2 separate regions of the Homo sapiens genome follow, and region 2 is linked to region 1. A link is an interaction called in ENCODE POLR2A ChIA-PET data of the cell type or tissue named here. Cell type or tissue: B cell. All regions are shown on one strand. Each heading gives the region's core, and the rest is flanking DNA. Links, peaks and the distances in the headings are about the cores only. Region 1 overlaps TTLL8 (tubulin tyrosine ligase like 8). Region 2 overlaps TRABD (TraB domain containing).

Region 1 (2,904 bases), core at 150-2,649:
TGTGCACAGGTGCAGGAGGACACCATCAAGGTGGCCGTGGACCGCAGCTGTGACATCGGCAACTTCGAGCTCCTGTGGAGGCAGGTGAGCCACGCCCGCCCCTGGGGACTTTGGTGGCCGCCCGCCATGTGGATGCTTTGCCACCTGGTCACTGGGCGAGGGTGGAGCTGCAGGCCGCCAGTGCAGCGGGGTCTATGGAGGACACCGATCCTGCTCTGTGACCATGCTCGGTCCCGCTGAGGGCCCAGGCCTGCCCTGCTCTCCCATGGGGCTCAGTGCCTCGTCGGCACCGAGGAAGGGGCTACTCCAGGCGTGCGGGCGGAGCGGCCCCGCTCACTCAGGCTCAGTGCCTCTGTCCAGCTTTCCTCCCTCTTGTTCCCAGCCTCACCCAGTCCTGACTGTGGTTAGAGGTGGGGGCTCCATGCCCGCAGCCTCCAGGCCACCTATGCTGCTCCTTTGCCTTGGCCTGCAGTGCCTCCTCCACTCTGAGGATCTTTCGCGGGCCTCCCTGTGCCTGCGGATGTGCTGGAGTCATTGGGAAGCGTGGCCAATGCCTCTCTCTTGCGGCCTCTCTGTGGCTAAACTCGGGAAAAGAGCAGCTGAGTCCCTGGGTGTGGGGCCCCCCAGGCTGACCCCCAAGCCTCAGGAAGCCTTGGTTCCCCGCAGGTTCTCCAGAGCCTGGGGGCCTCCTGGGGGTCTGCGTGGGACCCCAGGTGTTCACTGTTCACTCCTGAGTCAGGTGGGGGTCTGTGCCCCGACCAGCCCCTCCTGCACAGACCCCTCCTGCAGGGACCCCCCCTATCCCGGCCACAGCCCAGCACCCCAACCTGTTCCTTCCCCACAGCCGGTGGTTGAGCCGCCCCCATTCAGCGGGTCCGACCTCTGCGTGGCGGGCGTCAGTGTGAGGAGAGCCAGGAGGCAGGTGCTGCCCGTCTGCAACCTCAAGGCCTCGGCCTCGCTGTTGGACGCGCAGCCGCTGAAGGCACGGGGCCCCTCGGCCATGCCAGACCCTGCCCAGGGACCCCCATCACCAGCTCTCCAGCGGGACTTGGGACTGAAGGAAGAGAAGGGGCTCCCCCTGGCCTTGCTGGCACCCTTAAGGGGGGCAGCCGAGAGCGGTGGAGCCGCACAGCCCACCCGCACCAAAGCTGCTGGGAAGGTGGAGCTCCCGGCCTGCCCCTGTCGCCACGTGGACAGTCAGGCCCCAAACACCGGTGTCCCCGTAGCCCAGCCCGCCAAAAGCTGGGATCCAAACCAGCTAAATGCGCACCCGCTGGAGCCTGTGCTGCGGGGCCTGAAGACAGCAGAGGGCGCGCTGCGTCCGCCGCCCGGAGGAAAAGGTAACCTGCGCCGCCGGCGGTGCGCTGTGGGCTTGGGGGCCGCCTGCTGCATCCCCAACCCTCGCCAGCAGCCGCTGCATCCTCCAGAGCGGGGCGCAGGGCAGGCTTCGGTGCTGGGGCCCGGGGTGTCCCCTGACGGAGGCGCCGGCGGGAGCCGGGGAGCGGGGTTGGGGCACCTGTCCCAGCCCGGCACGGGGGTCTCGGGGTGGGGGGCGTGGGAGTGCCGGCCAGGTGGATGGTGGGGTCCCCTCTGTAGAACCTGGCGGGTGACGCCTTTGTCCCCATACCTCTGGGGTGTGGCGCGGGTCGGAGGATTTGAGTTAGGACCTTGAACAGCGCCGTGAACAGCACCAAGCTCCCTGGCCGAGCGAGGGGCCAAAGTGACCGCGGGGCTTTGGCGTGCGGTTTTCTGAAGGCTCTGGAGGCTGAGGTGACAGGCCTGAGCCACCACGCCCGGCCCCCATCGGGCTCTTCCGAGCCTCGGCCACACGTTCAGACTTCAGGGGCTGCCACAGGCTGCTCTTGGCCTCAGAGTCGCGGAGAAGGACGTGGGGCAGGGGCGCGGCTGACCAGCAGGGCAGCATCAGCCGTTCCTCCCGCGTGGGGGTCTTCAGGACGGCGCGGTGGGGGGTCCTCGCGAGGGCGTGGTGGGGGTCTTTAGGCAGCATGACGAGAGGGTCTTGTTTTTTTTGTTTTTTTGAGACAGAGTCTTGCTCTGTTGCTGAGGCTGAAGTGCCGTGGCGCGATCTCGGCTCACTGCAGCCTCCGCCTCCCGGGTTCGCGCCATTCTCCTGCCTCAGCCTCCCGAGTAGCTGGGACCACAGGCGCCCGCCACCGCGCCCGGCTAATTTTTAGTAGAGATGGGGTTTCACCGTGTTAGTCAGGATGGTCTCCACCTCCTGACCTCGTGATCCGCCGCCTCAGCCTCCCAAGGTGCTGGGATTACAGGCGTGAGCCACCGCGCCCGGCAATAGGGGGGGTCTTTAGGACGGTGTGATGGGGTCTTTACGAGTGTGTGTGGGGTCTTCAGGATGGTGTGATGGGGTCTTTACGAGGGTGTGTGGGGGTCTTTAGGACGGTGTGATGGGGTCTTTACGAGGGTGTGTGGGGTCTTCAGGATGGTGTGATGGGGTCTTTACGAGGGTGTGTGGGGTCTTCAGGATGGTGTGATGGGGTCTTTACGAGGGTGTGTGGGGTCTTCAGGACGGTGTGATGGGGTCTTTACGAGGGTGTGTGGGGTCTTCAGGACGGTGTGATGGGGTCTTTACGAGGGTGTGTGGGGTCTTCAGGACGGTGTGATGGGGTCTTTACGAGGGTGTGTGGGGTCTTCAGGATGGTGTGATGGGGTCTTTACGAGTGTGTGTGGGGTCTTCAGGACGGTGTGATGGGGTCTTTACGAGGGTGTGTGGGGTCTTCAGGATGGTGTGATGGGGTCTTTACGAGTGTGTGTGGGGGTCTTCAGGACGGTGTGATGGGGTCTTTACGAGGGTGTGTGGGGGTCTTCAGGACGGTGTGATGGGGGTCTTTACGAGGGTATGTGGGGTCTTTAGGATGGTGTGATGGG
Region 2 (2,878 bases), core at 278-2,777, 160 kb before region 1:
TGCGCGGAGCCCCTCGAGGCGGGGCCAGGGACCAGCAGGCTGTCCTGAGACTGGCCACAGGCCCTGCTGCACCATGTGGCTCTTCCTGAATGTTCTCAGCCACGGAATGCCAGGAGTGACTGTTTACCAAGTTAATGGCTCATGCATGTCCTGGCGGATGGATGTGTCACCAGGCAGAATCATTAAAATATCCCAAACAGGCCAGGCGCGGTGGCTCACACCTGTAATCCCAGCACTTTGGGGGGCCAAGGTGGATGGACTGCCTGAGCTCAGGAGTTCGAGACCAGCCTGGCCAACATAGACCATCCTGGTGAAACCCCATCTCTACCAAAAATACACAAATTAGCCAGGCGTGGTGGTGCACACCCGTAATCCCAGCTACTGGGGAGGCTGAGGCAGGAGAATCACTTTGAACCCGAGAGGCTGAGGTTGCAGTGAGCCGAGATCCTGTCACTGCACTCCAACCTGGGTGACAGAGGGAGACTCTGTCTCAAGAAAAAAACAAAAGTAAAAAATAAAAATGAGCCGTTGGAAACCATTCTGAGCTGTCTAGTCGTGCAAGGTATTGTGGTTTTGTCTTGAAGCGTCTGCGTCAGTCAGACACGAGCATCTGGCGAGGAAACGACGGGGCTTGTAGGATGTGCTTCAGAGGGGCCACTGCCGGGTTCTGCACTGATGCCTGCGTGCATCTGGGGTCATTTTCATGTCACTACTGCTGCCCACTTCTCAGAACTCATAAGAAAAAGGAACAATGAGCAATAAGACGCTATGTCAGGTTCCTTTCCTCTGCAAACCCTGTTGGCACACAGCCACAGCAGGCACAGACCTCGGCCCCAGCCAGGACTCACAGACCCAGCTGGGTCCTGGCCACCCACATCCAAGTTAAGATGCCTCCAAGCTTGGGTGTCCTAACCTGTGAACAGGAAGGAGCTCTCTGTGCAGTGTCTAGGAGGGCAGCTCAGGGGCTGGGGGAGCAGGGACGGCTCTGAGCAGGGGAAGAGGCCTGTCTCAGTGCAACCAGAGGCCCCATCTGAAGCTGGCCGAGAAGAGGGCAGCCCACCCTGCCCTCTTCTTGGACAGCCGGGACTTCTGGGAGAGGAACTGGCCTGGCTTGGGGTGGGTGGTGCAATGGGGCCATGGTCGGGGGAGGTCAGCTGAGACTAAGGAGACAGCTGATAAACACCAGGCTCATGTCCCCGGGGGCCTTGAGCCTCTGCAGAGGGCAAGGGGGGCCCGCTCCACAGGCAGGCTCCCCTATGGGGCCTCACAGCCTTGGCAGGGGGTCCCACTCCTTGCCACCTGGGCTTGAGTCTGGACCCAACCCTGGCCTGGGCGTCTTAGCGGTTGGCACATCCAGGAAGTGCAGCTGGCACCGGTCACAGCAGGACCAGGCCCCGGACCCTTGGGCCGCCTCCTTCCCCTTTTGTAGGTGAAAGCTCCACGATGCAACCCGACCGGAACCCACCGGAAGCTGTTGTGAGCAGCCGCCAGGCCAGCCAGCCCAGACAAGCACCCGGTCCGGGAGACGGCCGCCTCCCTGGGTCTAGCTACACACACAAGCCAGAACTCTTAGGAGCAGCGCAAGACTGCCGGGGCGCACGGGGGAAACTCACACACGGAAGTCCGGACCATTAGAGCAGCGCAAGGCTGCCGAGGCACACCGGGGAAACTCCTTAAAGAAACTCCTGTGCAGCCGGGCGGGAGGCTGCGTCGGCCCAGCCAACAGGAGGCGCCCACGTCGCCACAGCCCTTCCCCCATGGGTGTGGCAGCCCCAGGTCTGCGGTCAGCCCCCACCCTCCACCCAGCCTGGCCAGACCCGCCTCTGAGGCCGGCCTAGGGTACGCCTGTGGCCATGGACAGGGCAGGGTCTCGGTGCAGCAGCAGGCGCTGGTCCTGACCCCAGTCGTGCCATGGGGTGGGCGTGCACAGGTCTCCTGTCAGGGAGGGCAGAGAAGCTTTCCTGGGCCGGCTGCCAAGCCTTGAGCAGGACGATGTCAGCGCCACCAGAGGCAGTGCCAGCCCCCAGCCCTGGCCCCTGCAGCCTCTCAGCAGAGGCGTGCTGCCCGCAGGGAGCCAGGCGGGAAGGTCACTGAGGACCCCCCAGCACCTAAAGCCCGTGATTCTGGGGGACGTCTCTGACAGTCACTCTTACAGTCTCAACACTCTCTTTCCCTCCTCGCCAAGGCCCCTGGAGAGCTCTAGGGTGTGATTTCAGGTTACCAGCCCTCCTCCCTCTAGTCTGCTCCCAGGCAGCTGTGCTCTCAGACATTTATGGCTGGGCCCAGAGCCTCTCCCAGCTGCCTGGCGGTGAGCAAAAGGCCCTGGCCCAAAAGCCACAGATGCTGAGCCTGGACTCTGAAGTGTCTTCAGAGACAATGTCTGAAGAACCCCCACCTGGTTCCCAGCCCCACAACCTCTGGGTCCCAGCAGAGCATCACCTGGGGTCCGGCCAGCACACACTGCAGCCACCCCCTCTGGGTCCCAGCAGAGCATCACCTGGGGTCCGGCCAGCACACACTGCAGCCACCCCCTCTGGGTCCCAGCAGAGCATCACCTGGGGTCCGGCCAGCGCACGCTGCAGCCACCCCCTTTCTACCTGTCCTTTTCAGATACGCTCAGGCCCATCAGCAGAGACCAGCAGACCCTGGCTGCCCCTCCGGGGGGACAGACATCTCTCCTTCCCAAATCCCCAGTGCTGGCACTGCCCCAGGGAACCTCGCAGTGGCTTCTGGCCTTGTTACCTGCAAGGCCAACCCGCTGGGAAGCGGTGCAGCCTGGCAGGAAGCCAGACGCTTGTATCAGACCAGCTGTGCTTCACTCTCCCTGCCCCGCACGGACGTCCACCGAGCAGGACTGGGGTGGGTGCTGAACACGATT

Evidence for each region. ChIA-PET counts read pairs that join two places held together with the same protein. Peaks named below come from ENCODE experiments on the same cell type or tissue, not always from the same donor. Only the 100,000 strongest peaks of a DNase experiment are listed, where the experiment ranks them.
Region 2: POLR2A ChIA-PET joins it to region 1 with 5 read pairs; 4 of 35 experiments call an interaction of 5 or more read pairs at or near these places.

Annotation. Positions count from the first base shown.
Region 1 is chr22:50,028,866-50,031,769 of GRCh38, reverse strand. It overlaps TTLL8 (tubulin tyrosine ligase like 8), which reads left to right. Exons shown (of 14, transcript NM_001350317.3): 12 at 1-84; 13 at 845-1,340. Among named protein-coding and RNA genes, the nearest start is that of IL17REL, 18 kb to the right of the region's middle. RefSeq lists silencers at 1,454-1,523, 1,544-1,643. In B cell, for the core only: CTCF peaks have their summits at 1,114 and 1,313 (motif pointing right); a DNase peak (open chromatin) is centred at 1,329; H3K4me3 peaks cover 560 bases; H3K27me3 peaks cover 892 bases.
Region 2 is chr22:50,189,384-50,192,261 of GRCh38, reverse strand. All of the region lies in intron 1 of TRABD (TraB domain containing), which reads right to left. Among named protein-coding and RNA genes, the nearest start is that of TRABD, 4.9 kb to the right of the region's middle. RefSeq lists a silencer at 303-352 and enhancers at 503-652, 843-1,062, 1,333-1,692, 1,378-1,992, 1,993-2,607 and 1 more. In B cell, for the core only: a CTCF peak has its summit at 1,748 (motif pointing right); DNase peaks (open chromatin) are centred at 661 and 1,581; H3K4me3 peaks cover 2,254 bases; H3K27ac peaks cover 2,500 bases.